2 separate regions of the Mus musculus genome follow, and region 1 is linked to region 2. Evidence: chromatin loops called from intact Hi-C (ENCODE). Cell type or tissue: gastrocnemius. All regions are shown on one strand. Each heading gives the region's core, and the rest is flanking DNA. Links, peaks and the distances in the headings are about the cores only.

Region 1 (10,596 bases), core at 1,737-9,736, 50 kb before region 2:
GGGACTTTTTTTTTGAGATTTTTTAAATGTAGAACTTAAAAAAAAACTTTTAAGAATTGATTAAATATAGCTTGGGCGCAGTTCCTTGCACCTGTAACCAGCAACTTTGATGCTAAAGCAAGAGCATGGCAAATCTGAAACCAGCTTGAGCAGCAGGTAAGATTCATTATGCCAGGGGCGGGGGGATTACCAGATTCACGTCTTAATTGTCCCAAGGAGATCAATATTTCCATTTAACCACAGCCCATTCATGACACACCATCTTGACTGTTCTTTTTTTTTTCTTTTTCTTTTTCTTTTTGTTGGACGGGTGTGTTCAAGACAGGGTTTCACTGTGTAGCCCTGCAGTCCTGAAAGTCACTCTATAGACCAAGCTGGCCTTGAACTCACAGCTCTCTACCTGCCTCTGCATCCCAAGGTCTGGGACTATAAGGCAAGTACCACCATTGCCCGACTTGTATTATTTTTTGTTATAAGAAATAGTCCCAGTTGACATTCTGATGCACGTGTAGTACCCTGTCATCTGCCCTAATCCTGGGCTGTCCTGCCAAACTGCCAATATACCCTTGCGAGTAAAGACACGCCAGTCTCACCTGGTCTGAAAACATCTGTGCTCAATATGAGGTAATAATTCTCAACATGTGATCAGAGGTCATGACTACAATAAATGGCTCTGTTTCTACAGGCCAGGCAAGTCACCTTTAAAGGAGATTCTAGGAATCCAGGACAGCTAACTGAGTACAATGTTGTTGTGCAAACATGAAGACCAGAGTTTGAATGCCCAGCACTCCTGGTTTTTGTCGTTGCTGCTGTTGTTGTTGTTGTTATTTAAATGGGTGTGATGTGAGAGACCAAACCTTTAATTCTAGCACTTAAGAGGAAGAGGCCAGCCTGGTCTACATAGCTAGTTCCAGGCTACCCAGGACTACATAGTGAGACCTGTTTCAAAACAAAGCAAAACAAAAACAGAAACCCTTGGTGTGGTGTTGTACACTTGTAACTCCAGTGCTGGAGAGGCAGACATATAGTACAATCTTTGGAGCTTCCTGGCCAGCTTTGTCTTCAATGAGAGACCCTGTCTCAAAAAAAAAAAAAAATCAGTGGAGAGCGATAGACAAAGATACCAACCTTTAACCAAAGGTTGACAACTGTGATGGTTCATCTTAATTGTCAATTTGACAAAAATGTAGAATCACCTGGGAGTCAGACCTCTCACCAAGTCTAGGGGTGGGGGAGTTACCTTAATTACCTTAAGGTTGGAGGACCCATCCACTATGGGGGCCACCTTTCTTTGGGCAGGGACTCTGGATGAGAAGCACACGGAGAAAGTCAGCTGACTACTAATACTAATTAATTCTCTGCTTTCTTCACTGTGGGTGCAATGTGACCAGCTGTGTTGGTCTCTGGACACTCCATCATTCCCCATGGTGATCGACTGCAACCCAGAACTGCAAGCTAAAGCAAACCCTTTCCCCCTAAGTTGCTTTTGTCTGAGTATTTATCACAGCAAGGGAAATGAAATGATGACATTTGGACCTTACTGTTTTAGGTGAATGATTGAACTGGCCAGGGAAAATTTCTGTGTCTATAATACTGTTCACTTTATTTTGTTGTTGTTTTAATATATTGGTTGCTCAGATTTGGCTTAAGAGCTAAGAATTTTAAGCTAAGAATTCTTTAAGCTGTAAATCCCTTATGATGTAAGGAATACTAATCAAGTCTAAGGAGAGCTGCCTGTCTTTGTTTATGTTATCTATTGATTATGCACATGAACATCATATCCCTGAATAGCCTGAAATATAATATCCAATCCAAAAAACAATGGAGGATTCCAGAAGGCACTCAAGGAGTTTGAAATCCCTATGGAGGCCTCTGAAAGTAGAATGTCAACTGCAAATTAAGCTATACTACTGGAAGTTTTACTTGGGAGCTAAGTGATACTGTTTAACATACCCAGATTCCGGTTTCCTTACATTTAAAATAAAGAGGATGTATGTTTTGGATGTCTTATAGACTCTGGAAGGTTGAGTAGCACGGTGTTGAGAAGAACTCCTAGTGTTTCTTCAGTACCTGGAGCATGGAGGAACTTTGCTGTCTTTACGTATATGATCTCATTTACACACTTGACTAAAAACATTATGAGGGATATTAGCAGCCCTCTCTTTATAGGCAGGAAAGCTAACCCCTCAGCTACCTGTGTGCATCTGTCTGTCAATTCATCCAACACTTTGCCCACCCGAGTCCCGTTCCACACAGACAAAGGGGCCCAGAGGGTCTGCGGCACTAGTCTAGCAAGTCACCCACTGAATGATTGGAAAAGGACCTGAGCTTGGGTTTAAGTGGCTCTAAAGCCCCCAGCACTTCAGTAATGCATCACACTGTATTGGCTTCCCACCAATATTTTGTAGCTTTGGTGGGCTCTGAGCATGTGTTTGTGGAGGTCAGAGGTCAACCAGAGATTATCATCAGATATCTTCCTCAACTGCTAGCCTCTGTGCTTGTGAGACAGTATCTCTCTTTGAGCCAGGCCCTCACAGATTTGAGTAGACTGGCTCATAGGGCAGTGTGCCCCAGGAATACTCTTGTCTCTGCCTCCAAGTGCTGGAGATACAGCTGTGTTCTATGGTGCCTGTCTATGTTACATAGGCAATGGGGATCCAAAAGCAGGTGTTCCAGTGCGTATGCAGCAAGGACTTTACCAATTGAGGCATCCCTGGAGCTCCTAACTTAAACAACAGGAATTTACTATTCTATACTGTAGGTGTGTTTTTAACATTTATTTGAGGTATTGTACTTATATCGTTCTTAAAGACGCTATATGAAGTCCCAGTACTTTTGAAAGCTGCTATTACAGACTGGTAGGGATGATAAAAAAAAATACAAGTTACAAGCTATTATGAATGGTTAAGAAATACAAATTAATAATTAGTCAAACTCATGGTCATTAAATACTGGTCTAGTTAATTACAGTAAAATATTTTCAAGGTTATTCACATAATAGATAGCTAAGAATATACAATGTTTGACAATTCAGATTACTATAGATATACAGTTGGTCCTTAAAAACCTCAGAGATCCACAGAATATGACATTTAAACTTATTTCATTATTAAAAGATCTTTTGACTATGAGACAGGGCTGCTCCTGAGAGTATGCCATTCTACTTCAAAGAAGATGATGAACATCAATAACCTCCATATGGCGTTCATTCATTTATGGCTAGCTAGCCACTAGACAAAGTAAATGCCCATGCCTCAACTACAGACAAATCTGTCCAGAAAGGATAAACAGATGCAGGGATGTTGTCTGCTGTGTTCTACCATGACAGGGTAAGCAAGCCTTTCCGAATTACTGCTTTACAAAATGTCTGTCAGATATACTGGGCCAGATGCCTGAAGATGAGCACTTCAACGTTACAGAGACAATACTGGGGACTGTCCAGGCTGTCAGCTGTCATTTTTATAATCTTTGGAAGCTTTGTCCCAGCAATTCCTGCAGAGTTGGGTAATGTTTATTCCTTCTCAGGTCTCTGATGGGGTTGACAACTAGGGAGTTATAGTCTTACTAGAAGCTTAGGGTGTTTAAGATTTAAGAAGATGTTTTAAAGGTGGTAATGCAAGTTAGGATAAAAATTGAGTTAAGTACAAAACCTTAAACATACCAAAATAAGATAGATAATAGAATAGTTTTTTTAAAGATTTATTTATTTATTTAATGTATATATGTACACTGTAACTTTCTTTAGACACACCAGAAGAGGGCATCAGACCCCATTACAGATGGTTGTGAGCCAACATGTGGTTGCTGGGAATTGAACTCAGGACCTCTGGAATAGCAGTCAGTGCTATTAACTGTTGAGCCATCTCTGCAGCCCAATAGAATAGTTTCTAAAGCTGCCAAATACTATGGATTGAACATTGTAAATGTATATTATACCATATAGCATATAGTTTTTATAATTGCTTCATAATTATTATAACTGTATTCAATTTATACATATTTAAAAGCTTTTTATTAAACTAAAAGGGGGATTGTAGAGAGAATATCGTGTATTGTATGGATGCCTTATCTGTCAATTAAAAAGCCTATGGCCTATGGCCTATGACTTAGGTAGGAAATAGAGGTGGAACATCTGGGAGAGAGAAAGAATTATGGGATAGTGATGAGACGGATGCATGGTGCCTGAGCACAGGTAACCAGCCATGTGGCAAAACGTAGGTTAGAATAAATGGGATATCTTGTTATATCTAGTCAGAGAAGAACCTACCTATATGGCCAAGGTATTTGTAAATATATTTTAAGTCTGAGTCTTATTTCTGGGAGCATGGGGCTGGGTGAAAGAACCAGGGCTAACTTCTATACTATAGACTGAAGATCCGAATTCTGTAATAGATATTGCTGGACTATGAAGTGTCCATGTATCTTGTAATACATGTGATATAATCCATTTTCTTTCCTATTTTGTCTTCTGGAAGCTACCAGCATTCTTTGCCTCTTAGCTCCTGTCTACAAAGCCAGCAAATTAGGTGAGTCTTTGTCACATTGTTTTACTGTGACAAACTCTTCCTGTGACTATAGCTCATCACCTTTATCTTCCCCAATGAAGGGCATTTGTCATCACATGGCTCTCACCTGAGTAACATCTAGTTAGCAGCTGATGGGCAGTTTCCATTCCCATGGATGGTGTAAAGTAGCTTATTCCCAGACTGTGGGTCAGGAAGCAGACATCTTCGAGGATTTTGACTGTATACACTGACAGTTCAGGATACTACAGTACAGTATGGTAGATACCTTTAGTGGACCTCTGGTGGCTTTGTTTCCCTAGAATCTTTTAACCTAGGTTGGGCTGAGTCATTCTCATCTTTTCTTCTGGTGTTATCTCTCATCTCTGGTACACCATCGACTTTAACAATCACATAATTATATGCTTTCTAGACACAACATGTGTCACAAAGCAGGCAAAAAGAAATGCATCTAATAATGGTCCAAGGAGTGGGTGTGTGACTCAGTATGTTCATCAGACATTTTTTTTCCAGAATTGAGATTCAAGACCAGTGTCCTCTTTCCTCTTGGAATATTAGTCACATGGCTGTAATGCCAAAGACACTGGTTGTCCCTGTCTACATACACATCCTCCTGCTGTCACAACAAATGGAGAAGACAAAGAAAATGGAGCCAAGAAACAAACAGGAGGCCAAATCCGGGTGGGAACCAAGGGGTTGGGCTCTTTTGCTATGCAAGTCTCACAATTCTCTTGGCACATCAATGTGTTCCACCCTTATGCTTCAGGGCCACAGCTGTGAGATAATAATTTCTGCTATTTTGGTTAGGCTAGTTTGATTCAGATTTCTATCACTGGGCATTTAAAAAGCAGCTAAAATAAATGCTTAAACAGAAGGAAATATCTTTGTGTTTTTTCCATTCCACTGTAACCTTCATGACATCAAGAGTGCATGACCCTAAGGGGGCTTATTGAAAACATTCCCAAAGTGCTTTTTGATCTATACATCTTACATAGATGTTGTTGTATTAAAATAAAATTTAAAAAGCTATTACAATGGATATATAATGGCAATTTTCTTAACTTCATGAAAATCTGCATTTTTAAAAATTTATTATTATGTGAATGTGTGTGTAAGTACACTAGCGCCATAGGCTGTGCTTTTGGAGGTCAGAGAACAGCTTGTGACAGTCAGTCAGTTCTCTTCTTCCACTACATGAGTCCCAATGAACAAACTCAAGTTGAGAGGCTCAGGAGGAAGCTCTTGTACCAACTGAGTCATGTCACAGACCCCCAAATCTGTGTTTTATAAGTGGAAGTCTTGAGTGTAAATTCTATTATCTTATAAGATGTCGGTTCTGAAAATAGCAGTCTGCCATGTGTTTATTATAACTTATAAAAGAAAATGGATTTCTAGAAAGAAGACCTTCAGAAGAATTATATTAGGAGAGTCATAGGTTCATCATAGTCAGTCACGATGAGGTCCTGCACTGGGAGAGCAATGACATAGATATATCATCGTGCTATAGACATGATGGGATCTTGGAGGAAGAGCCTTCATTTCCACTAGACAAAGGGAATATTTCTGAGTCTTACAGGTTTGCAGGAGCAGGTTGTAGAGGGGAGAGCTCAGAGGGAGTATAAGGTGCAGACCATGTGACCAGGCCTGGCCTAGCCTTTGTACCAGGAGTCACAAGGCAGGAAGATAAAGAAAACTTGCAATTCAAGGTTGTCCTGAACTTGCACACAGCTGCACAAGGAAGGAGAGAACTTCAAGGCCAAATGGGATAATTTTTAAATCAGGTCTCTGTGCCAGAGGAGAGGCTGTAGGAACATGTGGCCTGATTTCAGAGAGAGAGAGAGAGAGAGAGAGAGAGAGAGAGAGAGAGAGAGGGAGGGAGGGGGGGGAGGGAGGGAGGGAGGGAGGGAGGGAGGGAGGAAGGAAGGAAGGAAGGAAGGAAGGAAGGAAGGAAGGAAGGAAGGAAGGAAGGAAGGAAGAGAGGGAGGAAAGGGAGAGGGCCTGGTCTGGACCAACATATCTCTTCTCTTCTCTTCTCTTCTCTTCTCTTCTCTTCTCTTCTCTTCTCTTCTCTTCTCTTCTCTTCTCTTCTCTTCTCTCTCTCTCTCTCTCTCTCTCTCTCTCTCCCTCCTTGTACACACACACACACACACACACACAGCTCTAATCTTAAAGGAAATAAAAGATATTTTAACTCTGTAGCCATTTTGAGTGACCATGCCCTGGAACACAGATTTTGCTTAACCCAAATTCCATGTTCCAATGTAAAAGAAGTTTCATGAAGTTTGTATAGTTACACAACAACAACTGCAGCAACAACAACAATGACATTGAGATGGGAGAAGCTTTTCTATAGTCTCAAGATACTATCTGATGACATTCTTAGCTTTTGGATTGGTGGAAGCTAGCAGTGTGCTAAGTTAATAGATTCTAAAAGGATTCCATTTATCAAGCCACTAGTTGTTCATTCTGACACAGAAGTGGGTGGAGAACGGCTGTTTTGGGGGGCTAGAGCTAGATCAAGATAAGGTAAATTAGCCTTTGGACTACACCACTCCAATCTCTCCACAGTACTGAAATTCTTGTCAGCCAACCTGTCTCTGCAGACACAGCCTCTTTTCAAGAATTTCACTTTCAGAAAGGGGTGCTCATATTGAATAATAACTGTCAAAAATTCATAGGCCATGTGTGATGATGTATAAGGCAGCCTGGTCTAAATAGTGAGTTCTAGGATAGCAAGGGCTACAAAGTGAGACCCTGCCTCAAAAAATTAAGATAAAATAAAATTCGCATAAAATAGAGTAAACAGAAGTTAACTTTAACATATTTGTTCTTTCTGCTTTGGGAAATTTTTTGTAAAGATCAGGTGAGGGGTGTAGTGCCAGGGAAAGGTTGAAATGTCCCAAAGCAGACAGGAGCTGATCCAATGCAACCACAGTAGGGCCTTTTTATTCCAGCTAGCTCAGGTCCCCCTAGCCCCAGGGCACTGCTATCACACATGATGGTTTTGGTGGTGGGGTGCTCCTAAAATCTACCAGGGCAAGGCTTTATTGGAAGCTACAAGCAGGAGCGTGGGTGTTTATGCATCTAATTGGAGAGCTACCCCGGCCTTTAACATAATTGGCTGGTACTGGGAGTCATATCATAAACTTAATTGCTGCTTCTCTCTGCATTGGTGGTCGTTAGGCAGGGGGTAGGCTTGTAACCTGGGAGTGCAAATCTGTTGGGGCAATACTTGGAGACTCTGGTGTTGGGGGTTAGCCTAGAGATTGGAGCTAGGCTCAGGTTTTGTTGGGGATTGACTTGGAAACTAATGTTAGGTACCAGCCTGTTAATTTGTCTGAATTCAAACTTAGGTCAGGTTTTCTACAATGGAGTCTAAATTTAAAAGCTTTGACCTCTCAGGGTTATATGTTTATGTGTGTCTTCTCTATTCCCAGCAGCAAGGAGCTGGGAAGGGGGCAGTTTGTGGTATGGTGGTATACATCTTTAATTCCAGCACTCAAGAGGCAAAGGAAGGTAAATCTCTGTAAGTTAGAAACCAGCTCGGTCTTCATAGTGAGTCGCAGGCCAGCCAGGGTTACATAGTGAGAGCCTGCGTTTTTTAAAAAAGGAAAATATTCCAATAACTAGAAGTAATGTATTGATCAACTGGATGTATAATACTGTTCCATCTTTTTATCCTGTTTCTTTGGGTGAGGGCTTTCTCTCATACAGGGATTCTTTTTTTTTTTTTTTTTTTCTGCCATGTGCCTCCAGGGATGGAGCTCCGTCTGTCCGTGTTTGTTTGTTTGTTTGTTTTTGTTTTTGTTTTTCCGAGACAGTGTTTCTCTGTATAGCCCTGGCTGTCCTGGAACTCACTCTGTAGACCAGGCTGGCCTCGAACTCAGAAATCCACCTGCCTCTGCCTCCCGAGTGCTGGGATTAAAGGCGTGCGCCACCACGCCCGGCTCATACAGGGATTCTTTTCTGCAAGTTATTTAGTACATTTAAGTAAGCCCGATAATACTGGCTAGAGATTGTTTTAGATTTTCAACTACAGCATGCATGGCATAGTTCTTGGTGTTTGCTGTATGTACTTTAACTAGTACAGTTCAGCAATCCGAAGTGAGCTATTTTGTGGTAAGTGGACCTCTAAAGATGTTCAGCCTATAAAGATAACATCTCTATTCAACAAAACTGTAATATAGGGATTATTCAGAATATGTAATTTCAGTTATATACTTTAATGCCTATGGAAATTATTCTAGATCATTTGAGTACGCATTACTTAACCATCTGAAGCCTTAAAAACAGAGAATGTAGGTAAAAGAAAGGAAAGGAGAAATTGTCTAGTTAGATTAGCAAACATGAGGGAGACGTGTTTTACTATTTGGCTTTGCAATGGCAGTGAAGACACAAAGACATGGGTATGAATCGTCTCTAAAACCCGAGAATCCTTGAAAACTAGCAAAATAAGAACCTGCATGAAATTAAGCCCTAACAACAACTTGAATGAATTGAAAAGCAGATTCTGTCCCAAGCCTTTGAGGAAGCACCAGCTATTTACATGCCTTACTTGGATTGATGTTGAGTTTCCAGACTTATGGTTAGAGTGTTCTTTTATATATATATATATACATATATTTTATTAGGTATTTTCCTCATTTACATTTCCAATGCTATCCCAAAAGTCCCCCATACCCTCCCCCCCACTCCCCCCCACTTTTTGGCCCTGGCATTCCCCTGTACTGAGGCATATAAAGTTTGCATGTCCAATGGGCCTCTCTTTCCAGTGATGGCCGACTAGGCCATCTTCTGATACATATGCGGCTAGAGACATGAGCTCCAGGGTACTGGTTAGTTCATATTGTTGTTAAACCTATAAAGTTGTAGACCCCTTTAGCTCCTTGGGTACTTTCTCTAGCTCCTCCATTGGGAACCCTGTGATCCCTCCAATAGCTGACTGTGAGCATCCACTTCTGTGTTTGCTAGGCCCCGGCATAGTCTCACAAGAGACAGCTATATCTGGGTCCTTTCAGCAAAATCTTGCTAGTGAATGCAATGATGTCAGCGTTTGGAGGCTGATTATGGGATGGATCCCTGGATATGGCAGTCTCTAGATGGTCCATCCTTTTGTCTCTGCTCCAAACTTTGTCTCTGTAACTCCTTCCATGGGTGTTTTGTTCCCATTTCTAAGAAGGGGCAAAGTGTCCACACTTTGGTCTTCTTTCTTCTTGAGTTTCATAAATTGTATCTTATATCTTGGGTATTCTAAGTTTCTGGGCTAATATCCACTTATCAGTGAGTACATATCATTTGAGTTCTTTTGTGATTGGGTTACCTCACTCAGGATGATGCCCTCCAGGTCCATCCATTTGCCTAGGAATTTCATAAATTCATTCTTTTTAATAGCTGAGTAGTACTCCATTGTGTAAATGTACCACATTTTCTGTATCCATTCCTCTGTTGAGGGGCATCTGGGTTCTTTCCAGCTTCTGGCTATTATAAATAAGGCTGCTATGAACATAGTGGAGCATGTGTCCTTCTTACCGGTTGGGACATCTTCTGGATATATGACCAGGAGAGGTATTGCGGGAACTTCCGGTAGTACTATGTCCAATTTTCTGAGGAACCGCCAGACTGATTTCCAGAGTGGTTGTACAAGCTTGCAATCCCACCAACAATGGAGGAGTGTTCCTCTTGGTTAGAGTGTTCTTAGGAGACAAGCGCTCATTTATTTAAGAAAAAATCGTTAAGCACATTTGTACAGTAAAGCTGTAACCGTTGGTAAATGTGGGTGGCATGTTATTATTTGCAACTTGTATGAAAATATTTTCAAGGTTTTTTTTTTTTCTCCTAAATAAAATATTGGCAGGAGAATAAAAATCAGTGTGGATATTCTCTGCAGAATGCATCTGGTGTCAACAGAAGAGAAGACAGGATGAGAAGTTGCTGCTGAAATTTGGAGTAATAGCAGAGATTTTAAAAAGGCTCCACCCTCCTTAAGTCAGGCTAAGCCGGTGAACTCGGTCCCAGGGAAGAGTTCTCGCTAGACAATTGTAGTTATAGTCACACCAGAGTCCACACTAGGGGT
Region 2 (11,401 bases), core at 1,609-9,608:
CTCATAGAGATCCACCTGCCTCTGCCTCCTGAGAGCTAGGATTATAGCTATGCTCCACCATGCCAGCTTCTTTAAAAAGTTTTTACAAAGATATGAAAGGTTTTGAACACTGCATTGTGACTAATGACATGCCAGAATTCTTTTTAAAATGTATTTTATTAGCCAGATATAGTGGCACATACCTTTAACCCCAGCAAGCAGGAGGAAAAGGCAGGCAGATAATCTGTGAATTCAAGGCCTGCCTATTCTGCGTAGTGAGTTTCAGGATAGCCAGCACTATGTAGAGAGATCTTGTCTCAAAAGCAAAAAAATTGTTTTATTATTATCATTATTATTAGTGTATTGCGTGTGTGTGTGTGTGTGTGTGTGTGTGTGTGTGTGTGTATGTATGCACTGGGTCTTCAACTCAGGACCTTATATATACTAGGCAAGCATTCTACCACTGAGCTACATCTTCAAACACAGAGATGTTTTTAGTTGTTTGCTGTAAGCACTTTTTGTTTCCTCCTTGAGCTGGCTAGCTTTGTGTCAACTTGACACAAGCTGAAATCATGTGAGAGAAGGGAGCCTCAATTGAGAAAAGGCCACCATAAGATCGTGCTATAGGCAAGCCTGTAGGGCATTTTCTTAGTGAGTGATGGGGGAGGGCCCAGCCCATCATGGGTGGTGCCACCTCTGATGTGGTGGTCCTAGGTTCTATAAGAAAGCAGGCTGAGCAAGCCAGTAAGCAGCACCCATCCACCGCCTCTGCATCAGCTCCTGCCTCCAGGTTCCTGCCCTGCTTGAGCTCCTGTCCTGACTTCTTCGACAATGAGCAGTGATGTGGATGTGTAAACTGAATAAACCCTTTGCTCCCCAACTTGCTTCTGGTCATGGTGTTTCATTGCAGCCATAGTTACCTTAACTAGGACACTCATCCTTGTTGGCCTGAGGTGGATACTAACCTGGCTTGACTCCCTGGAAGATCTACCATATCTGGGAAAAGACAAACACCTATCCATAGTGCTGCTCAGTTTCAAGGTAGCGCCAGCCTTCTTATGACGGGGACCTATCCAAAACACCACAGCCATTCTGGACCAGTTTCCTGATTGGAAACTGCAGGCTCTGGAGTAGGAGCATGTGTCTGTCCACTGGAAGGGGATACGTAACAGATCTTCCTACTTCTGAGTCTCACTCTTTCCCTGGTACCCAGACTACAGAATCGGGAGCTCTATGTCTCATTTGGTAGGCGATGTGGCCAGTTCTTCACTCTTGCTTGCTTTCAGAGTCTTTCCCAGAGCTAAAGATTTAAAGGAAGACGAGAAGTAAGATCCGATTGCAGAGGATTTGACAGAAACTTTTCATTTCTCAGCTTCCTGGCTTCTGTCCTCACTCACAGGCATCTTAAGCCCGTGGAGGTGCTGGAATGAGAAGTTTCCCAGCCGAAAGCATTCAGTCGTGGAGATGGGACAGAGGGCTCGTACTTGTTCTCCTGGGTGGTCAGGTGAGATGAGGGATACATTGCAGTGTCTAATTATGTTCGTTTGTACAAAAACCGAGACGTTCCTTATTTACATCCTGATAAACAATAGCATCCAGCAAGACAAACTCCAGTCAAGTGCTATTTTCTCCCATCCGTGGACTGAGTGAAATAATTGCTTCATGAGGACACCGATGATGTCAGTGACCCCTCCAGCTCCCTCCCTCCCCCCTCCCCGATTATCTAGTGTGTCGCTTGTTTCTGAAACAAAAGGTAGAGTATGAAACGTCTCAGCAAGTCTTATAGGTCAGCCGTGCAGACAGTCAGGCTGAAAAGGAATTCAGCTGTGGGACATAGTAAGAGGATGGGCAGTCTGGAAATTGTTAGAAGGGCCTTGTGTATTCCATTTCTGTACCCATCTCCTCTTCCTTCCCCTCTTTTAAGGTAACTGTCTTGTTAAAACACTGGCTTCCACTCCAGACCTGGGCCCAGAGGTTAAGAGCACACACTGCTCTTCTAGAGGACCTGAGCTTGGTTTCCAGCACGCACATCATAGGTGGCTCTTAGCCACCTGCGACTCCTATCTCAAGGGAATCAACACTTTTGGCCTCGGTCTGAATTCATGTGCAATACCCCTACACAGACACATACTCAAAGGCAATAACAATACAAATTTAAAAGTAAAAAATTCGGGTGATTGTTTTAGTGTCCCGTTTCATTAAGGTCCCATATACCCCACTATGAAATGAGTGACAAATCAGTTAGGAGGCACAGTGAATTAATTAATTAATTTTGAGACAGGGTTTCTCTGTGTAGCCCTGGCTGTCTTGGAACTCACTCAGTAGACTAGGCTGGCCTTGAACTCACAGGGACAAGCCTTCCTCTTTGTTCTGAGAGCTAGGATTCAAGGAGTGTGCCACCACCACTTTGTTAAGTTAGGATGCATTTTGATGTTATATTCAGGATAACTTGCTTGAAGTGTTGTTTACATAAAATACTAATACAAGTTTGGTAGCTTGCTGGCCTTGTTAGCTGTGGATGCCCCTGGCTCATTACCTCAGGTTTCTAATGTGACATGAATGTCATGCAGGCGTTTGTCCACCTCCGTATGTCTTTAAGTTATTTCCTTAAAAGTGAATGATGGGCTGGGGTGGCTCTATGGGTAAAGTGCTTGTTGAGCACACAGGAAGACGTGAGTTCAAATCCCTAACATCCACAAGGTATCTGAGCATGCTGAAGGCGTGAGATAGACAGAACTTAGGGAGCCTCAACGTTCAGCCAGTGTAGCTGAAATTGCCAGCTCCAGGTTCAGTGAGAGAATCTATTACCATCCCCATCCCCCAGTGGAAAGCAATAGATGTGTACTCAAGGCAACCACTGCATTCCATTTGTAATAACAAGGCAAGCTCAACTGCATACTCACAGACACAGGCACACACACACACATACACACACACAGAACAGTTATTGGGCTCTTGTTGAGTTTTTTAGATATGCATTTTAACATATAATAACCATGAAAGGTATATATCACTATCCCCAACCCCCAGATGGGAAACCTGAGGTATAATTATTTTTCTACATAAGGTAGAAAGGTTTAATTACTTTTCAGAGGTTCACAGACATGTAGTGCTAGAAGCCAACTGCACTCCAGGCAGATTTTACTGGGTCTTTTTGAATCTGCTGCTCTGAGATGCAACCCGAAGTTAGTTTTTGCATGTTTGAATTATAGACCTTATGTTCTATATGTTGTTGCTTCTTCTTATTTATATTAGAATGTCCTCAGTTAAATGTGCTTATTAAATTTGTAAAAATATTTATGCTGAGTTTATGGGTGTATTTATGTCAATATAAATAGGCCCTCTGAGCCTACATGTACTGGTGAACCTGAATCCCTGTCTAACTTTTTCACAAATTCTTTTGTCTAATTAGAGTCAGGTTACAGGGACAGATCTTCTCTAGTTTCTATTGATTCTTCATGAATTTCACATCATGTACCCCAATCCAGCTCATCTCCGTGTTTCTTCGTATCCACCCTCCACCCTCACAACCTTCCCTGAAAATAAAATTAAAAAAAAAAAATTAAATAAATCAAAAACAATCCAAAAAATAATTAAATAAAATAATAAAGAAACAAACCAAAGAAATCTCACTCTTGAAGCTGCGGTGTGTCACGGTGTGTCCACAGTATACCCTTTGGTCCACATGCCTTTACTTGCAAATGTTCAATAATGCTCTAGTTTGAGGCCTAAGGCTTCTACTCTCAGTACTAGATCATCACGGGGCTCCCTTTGGACATCCTGTTGTCACCCTGTGTGACAGAGATCCTGCAGCTTTGCGTCTTTAGGACCAGCTCCTGCACCCACTTCAGTACTTCATAGATGAAGTAGATGCTGGCTTGGGCCAACACAAAGCCCTGGATCTGGGCCTGGATGGTAGGGGAGCAGGTCAGCTCGCCAGCTCCCGTGCACCCACACCACTGCGGGAAGCTCTGGAGCACTACTGCCCTAGTTAAGCTCACCCAGTGCCCCAGCTGGCAAGGGGCTGGGACAGCTCTCCCACTCTCGCGCTTTTAGGGCCAGCTCACCTGTGCCCCACTCCACCAGAACCAGCTCTACTGTCTACCGAGGCTAGGTGAGGTGCAGGCCTGGCTTTCCTGAGAGCTGCCGCTGGGGAGAGGCGGGGTCAGCTCTCCTTTTCGCATGACCCCAGGGCCATTTCTCCTGCCTGGCACACGTGGGGTGGTGGTGGTGGTGGATGGTGGATGGTGGCATTTCTCCCAAACCCATGACATCACCACACTACAGAGGAGTGGTGAGGTCAGCTCTCCTGAGAGCTCACGCTGTTGGCCCTCCCCTCTTCCCCAGACCCCCCCCCCCCCCCCCCCCCCGGGTCTGCTCGACCCTGTTGCTTCTTGCTGGATGAGGTGAAGGGCCCGCTCCCAGGAGAGCTGCTGACTTCAAGGGGGTGGGGCCAGCTCTGCTCAGCCCTGGAACGCCAATATAGTCCCAGGCAGCAGACCAGAGGCATTTTCATAGACTTTGGTGGAATTATTTGCCACCGACATTGACATAGACCCCTACTGCCGCACAGCCTTGGATCCAGACATGGTCATCAGTGGCAGCACTGGCTAGGACTTCACCATGGCCTTAGGTGGCAGGACTCACATCAGGCTCCATCCTCTCGTCTCCAATTCTGCCTCTCCTTATTATGCTCAAACTGTTCGCCTTCTCTTGCGGTCCCATCGATCCAGCACAGTCACGTGACAGACGGGCCTCTGGGTGTCTTCCACCTCTCTCTTGAGATAATAAAATCTGTTCATTGCTTTCTGTTGAGATAACAAAATGCATTAATAGTTGCAGAAATAAAACTTACCAACAAATAGTTTATATTTGATCATGGAATCTGGGAAATAATTGACATAGAATGGCTCTCTTGGAAATTTCAGAGGATATCTAAATTTGTGATTGTTAATTTTAATAATTAACAATGGAGTGAAATCACGAAACAGAAGGTCCCATAGTCTAGGCTGACCTCTAACACATTTTGAACTCCCGATTTTCTTGTCTTTCCCTCCCCAGGACTGGGCTTTTGGTGTGAGCCATCAATGGGTATCAAACACCCTAGGGAAATCTCCCAACCGAGCTGCATCCACATCCTTTTAAACCCATCTGAGGAAGCACTTGTGACAGAAGCCAAGATGTGTTCTTTTCCTCTCTTTATGGACGATGTTTGCTGGCTTTTGCTCTTAGACAATCTGACGAAAGATTAGGTGTTAAGAATCCCTGTTCTACAGAAGTGAAACCTAGGCTCCAGCGTTTTCCCCAAGGATCTGGCAGAGCAGATATTCCAAGTTCCATGTATGTTCTAACCTCCATTCTGTGAGTGTTTATTGATGGCACCGTACTTAGGTTGCAGCCCTGACTTTTCTTTTTCAGGCTTTAATCAGCTTTCTCAACCTGGGGGTTGACCAGTCGTTTCACAGGGGTTGCCTTAAGACCATTGGAAAACACAGATATTTACACTAAGACTCATTCATTAAGCAGCAAAATGACAGTTGTGAAGGAGTAATGAAATAATTTTATGGTTGGGTCACCACTACACGAAAAGCTGCATTAAGGGGCCAGAGCGTTAGGCATGCTGAGACCCACGGCCTCGATGCTGACTTGACTTTGCACTTGGATATGTAATTGCTGATGCTGGAGAAGTAGGAATCACAGCTGAGCCCTACGCTTCACTTCCTGCTTTTGGTCCTCAAGGCAACTCATCAACTCTGCACCCAAGGGTTTTTGTTTAGTTTTGTTTTCATCAAGACAGGGTTTGGCTATGTACAATAGGACACATTGGCCCGAGATCCTCCTAACTCATCTTCTCTAGTGCTGGGATTATAGGTATGCTCCGACATGTTGGCCAAAGGTTACCTATTTTTTTCTTTTTGTTAAGTGCTCTGAACTAAACCCAGTGGCTTGTTCCTGTTAGATGAGCGCCTACCATTGGCGTTATCTGGATTCCTCATTAGCATAGTGCCATGGTCCTCACTGGGCTGTCGGGGTTACGTGTTCCAGAGCTGGTAGAGGCAGGGAGGGAATGGCTTCATGCCAGCTGCTCTCAATTCTGAGATTCCAAGGGTTTGACTCATTCACCCTTACTATTCTTCTGGCTCTCTGGTAACAAGGCCCCATATGCCCTACAGACTGGAGGTTGACCTTCGGCGTCTTCAGTCATCCTTCACTTTAATTTCTTTAGATTTACTTATTTTATCTTTTATGTGCATGAGTGTTTTGCTGGAATGTATGTATGTATACCACTCGCACGCCTGGTGTCCTCAGAAGTCAGAAGACAGCAAGGGATCCCTTGGAACTGGAGTTACAATGGTTTGTGAGCCACCATGTGAGTGTTGGGAACTAAACCCTGGTCCTCTGTGGGAGCAACAGTTGATTTTACCTGCTGAGGCATCTCTACAGCCCCTCCATTAATTTACTTGTTTATTTTTAAAGACAGAGTCTCTCGCTGAACTTAAAGCTCACCAATTATAGGTAGACTGACAGGCCCTATAGCTCAAGGATTGTCCTGTTTCTGTCTCCCTGGGCCTGGGGATGCAGGTCATTATGCCTGGCTTCTTTTTACATAGATGCTCAGGGTTGAACTCACGTCCTCATGCTTTGAAGACAGGCACTTTACCAACTGAGTTGTCTGCCCAGCCCCACTGAAATTATTTGCAACTTGCGCACACACCGCTACTTACCATTACCTCCGCTTCGATATAAGAACTGTGATCTTTGCCGAGCTTGTCTTTACTCTTGTCCCTGTTCGTCTCTTACTCTTCCATCTGCATCCTTCCACGAAGTTGTAGGAGTGGTCCTTTCAAAGCACAAGCCAAGGCTCTTTGAACTCAGGCCATAAGCGCACATTCTCACATGTCCTGGCTAACTGAGCCTTGTCAGAGAACCTCGTTCATCTGTGTATCCCCTGACTCTGATGTGCAGGTTGGCTGTCCTGCTCAAAACAAGTTTGGTCTTTACATAATTTCAAAACCTCTGCATGCTTCCTATATTTTTGCTGGCTTAGCTCCTCACCCCTTTAGTTGTTTTTTTTTTTTTTTTTTTTTTTTTTGCTTAAGTGACAAATGCCACTTCCTCAGACTGGGTTCCCGTGAATGTGTAGCTGACGCAGGTTGGAACCTCAACTTTCCATTTCTGTGTCAGATGTTTGTTTTCTCTTTGACACTTAAACATTGTTTTGATGCTGTTTTTTTTTGTGGTGACCCCACCGGTGGAATGCAAGCTGCGTGCTGGGAGCTGCTGTCTGCTCACGGTTGTGTGACCGAGACCTAGTTCAGTAGGAGGGATTCATTCCAATCCAATGACATGAGTATGAACTGGTCCCTGTCCTCAGGAAATCAAATCCACAGCTTAGGGCTTGCTGACCACAGCCAAGAGTACATGTGTGGTCCTACATGTCTCGGCTTTTCTTGTCATCCTTAACAGATGTCAATTGTAATGTGTTTGCACAATAATAGTATTTTCCCACATGGATACTTATAGTTTAGGAGAAATTATACCACATATAATGTTAAGTGGGATTATGAAGCATGTTTTTAAATGAAAACTTAGAAATATTTTTGAGACAGGGTCTTACTAGGTAGCCTAGTCTGGCTTTAAACTTGTAATTATCCTATATCCTGTAAGCATGGGCCAGTCACATCTTAAATAAGTAGTTTAAGTACATTGTGAAAACATTTTGTAGGCTAAATTTGAAAGGACCCCTTCCCCCTCTTCCTCCTTTCTTTCTTCCTAAAGGTACCATAGTGATACTTATGCTTTATAAGCACTGGCCCCTTCTTCTAACTCCATCCCTTCACGAAGGGCATCTTCTCTTCCTTCTAGTCTGTTTACCTATGAGGAACACTCATGCCTACATTTCTTCAGCACTTGGACAGTTGCAGGGGGGACAGGAGACTCTGTCATATAATGGGATCCGTATTCGTCACACTTCTGTTGTCATGACAACATCCTGAGAAGATCACCACCCAGACGAAGGATTCATTTTGGGTCAAGGTTTTAGTCCATGGCCAGATGACTCCTCCTTTGCTTTCAGGCCTGGGGGAAGGCAGAAGCATCACGGAAGAGGAGGATGGTAGGGGAACCCTCCTGTTCACCCGATGGAGACCAGGAACAAAGAGGAGGATCGGGAAGAGGCCAAGATCAAGATACACCCTTCAAGGACACACCTCCTCTACCCAGGCTTCTCCTTCTCAACAGTCTATTCCAGTTTTGAATCTGTCAATGTGTTATGCCATTCATTAGATCAGAGCCGTTGTGATCCAGGAAAGCCAGAACACCACCCTCCTGGATGCTTATAGAGATGTGATCTATTAATCCTCCTTCCAGTCTAACCAAGTTGACAGATGAGGACAGATTAACTATCAGTCCTAAGCAGCTTCCTCTTTTACTTCATTGGTGAAGTGTGTGTGTGTGTCTTGGATATATGTTTCTCTGTTGCGCAGGTTGTCATTTGTAATGACCGAAGTAGTCTTTGAAACCTACCTTCCGCTAATAAGTCTGGCTGGAGGACACAGACAGACCTTGTTGGTGGTACTTTATTCGAAACAACATAATACTGCTCCTTATTAAGGTAACAGGGTAATCACACAGGGTAAACACGTTTGCTATTTTCCTAGGACTATTTCCTTACAGCCCTGGAGTGGAGCATAAGCTCGTAAGTCATTTCTTTTAAACAGTGTATGTGTGTGTGTGTGTGTGTGTGTGTGTGTGTGAGAGAGAGAGAGAGAGAGAGAGAGAGAGAGAGCACATGCAAGTGCACATACAAATGCTTGCCAGGGAGCAGGTGTGGAAGTCAGAGGATAGCATGTGGGAGTTCTGTCCTATCCACTACGTGTACTGGGGATCAAATTCAGGTCATCAGGCCTGGTGGCAGGAGCTTCACCTACTGGACTAGCTTGTTGGTTGCAGCTCAGTTCTCCTATGGAGGTGTTTCGGTGTCTATACTGAATATAGGAGATGATTCTCGTTGGTATTGGATTTGAGGTGCAGAGCATTGGATGTTTATTTAGGAACCAGTTTTTCTGGTGTGATTGCCTCGTGTGATAGTTTACTTCCAATTCCTGTTGGCTATGAGGTTTTTTCCCCCTCTGTGAGAATAGAATTGATTCTGGACTCCGATAGTGAGAGTTGGCATATGTTTGCCCAGTGAATGATTGTTTTTAGCTGCTTATGTTTTTCAGGTGGTTTTCTTTTAAAAGCTGCATTGCTAATCATGAAAGAGAATTATAGAGCAATGCTCTGAATATAGGGACACAGAATCCATTAGTTTACTTAAACACTTAATTTGGGGTGGGAAGTGGGCTTATTCAGTGAAGTGCTTGCCTTGCAAGTGTTAGCACATGACTTTGACTCCTTAGAACAAACCCTTGTTAAAAAAGCCAGGGGTGGGCAATATTCTTTCAATCCCAGGGCTGGGAGGTTCAGATGGACAAATTCCTGGGGCTTGCTGGCTAGCCAGCTTTGCCAAATTGGTGAGTTCCAGACCAGTGAGCGATGTTGTCTCAAAAACAAAACAAGATGGGTGGCCAATGGTGTTCTGAGGAAGTACACCTGAGGCAGACTTCTGGTTTGTTTCTCTGTGGATTTGACAGTTTTATGAATGAGACAAACTAAACAAACAAATAAATAAACCAAACCCCAAACAAAAAAGCTAAAACAAAAACAAAACAAAAACAAAAAACAAAACAAAACAAAACAAAAAAACCAATGACACTACCCACCACAGGAGAAAGAAAAAAGAAAAAAGAAAAAGAAAAAAACAACAACAACCCTAAACACAAACAAAACAAAACAAAACAAAACAAATCCTGCTTTCTTATTCTACTGAGTGAGATGGCTCTGGCCTCTGCTGTAACCCTCTCCACTACCACCTGTGGCACCAGAGTGAAGATGTTGATAACACATCCAGGAAGACACTGGACTAAACCACACCTGATTACCACCTGCCTGGACATTTCTTCAGTTTATACAAGTCCAGTTGGTCTCTGGCTGTTTGTAGCCAAAAGCAAGAAGAGGGTGAGAGAAAGCCTTTTGTGGGGATATCTATTAAGGGTCGCTCCTAGGTTTGCTAAGTTTTCAGTGTTGGGCAGATTCAATGAGGTTTCCAGGACTGGGGCTGCTTAGGGGATGAAGGACAAAAGGTTTTAGAGGCAAAGCCAAGGATTCTCCCTGTTACCACGAGCCGGCTTCATGTCAGCAGCAGTGAATGCCAATTAATCCCATCTGACCGTGGATTCCTGGGCGGAGAGTCAGCTTCACAGCAGTAACTGTGAACTGTGGAGACTTGGCTCCCAATTTTACTGTCAGTGAACCTGCTAAAATCAAAATCTCCACACAGCATAGAAAGGGTGCCATGGTGGTGCTTTTCAATGGACTGTGATGAGAACTTCATGGGACTTAAAAGTATATATTATGGGCTGGAGAGATGGCTCTGAGGTTGAGAACACTGGCTGTTCTTCCAAAGGTCCTGAGTTCAATTCCCAGCAACCATGTGGTGGTTCACAACCATCTGTAATGGGATCTGACGCCCTCTTCTCTCTGATGCCTCTTCTGTCATATAGGCATACAAGCAAATAGAGCACCCATGTTCCTAAACTACATAAATAAAACTTAAATATAAAAAATTTTAAAATTAAAAAGTATATATATTATGCACATACTAGATTCTTGAGCCTCTTTGTACATACACTGAACCAGAATCTTCGGGTTAGCTCCGGGGATCTGATTAAACACAGGCATTTGGTGAGCAGGTGAGAAGATTCACCAGGCAGAGGCATTTTCAGCAAAAGTCTTGAGTGCTATCTTCCCGACTTATTTGGTCAAAGGAGAAAAACCAATTTTCACAAAAAGGGGTCTTTTTAGCATTTGAATGTAGCCTGGATTTGGGGAAACTACTGTGTCAGCAGATCTAAGACTCCTTCCTCTATAACCAGGAACCTATAACCTAAGCCAGTAAATGGCATAAGCTGTGGGATTTACCACAGTTTAGTTTAATAAAATTGCCATCAGCAAAATCATTCCTCTGGCTGCTGTACACCCCATCTGACCCAGTTGATGCTGTTGTTTCTATAGGGGTAGTGGATACATCACTTCTCATTGTAGGCCAATGTGCTGGCCAACTTGACACAAGCTAGAATTGTCTAAAAGGAGGGAACCTCATTTGAGAAACTGTCTCCATAAGATCCAGTTGTAAGGCATTTTCTTAATCAGTGATTGGTGGGAGAGGGTCCAGCCCATTGTAGGTGGTGCCATCCCTAGGCTGGTGGTCCTGAGTTCTGTAAGAAAGCTGACTGAGCAAGCCATGGGAGCAAGCAGAAAGCAGCATCCCTCCATAGCCTCTGCATCAGCTCCTGCCTCCAGTTCCTGTCCTGTTTGAGTT

What was found. Hi-C counts contacts between places; a loop is a spot of excess contacts. Peaks named below come from ENCODE experiments on the same cell type or tissue, not always from the same donor. Only the 100,000 strongest peaks of a DNase experiment are listed, where the experiment ranks them.
Region 1: it touches region 2 in a loop (5-fold over the local background); 6 of 42 quality-filtered maps call a loop at or near these places.

Annotation. Positions count from the first base shown.
Region 1 is chr14:101,640,746-101,651,341 of GRCm38, reverse strand. No RefSeq gene overlaps it. Among named protein-coding and RNA genes, the nearest start is that of Commd6, 5.6 kb to the right of the region's middle. In gastrocnemius, for the core only: no CTCF peak of the experiment used is centred there; a DNase peak (open chromatin) is centred at 5,213.
Region 2 is chr14:101,590,131-101,601,531 of GRCm38, reverse strand. All of the region lies in intron 1 of Tbc1d4 (TBC1 domain family, member 4), which reads left to right. Among named protein-coding and RNA genes, the nearest start is that of Tbc1d4, 13 kb to the left of the region's middle. In gastrocnemius, for the core only: no CTCF peak of the experiment used is centred there; a DNase peak (open chromatin) is centred at 6,055.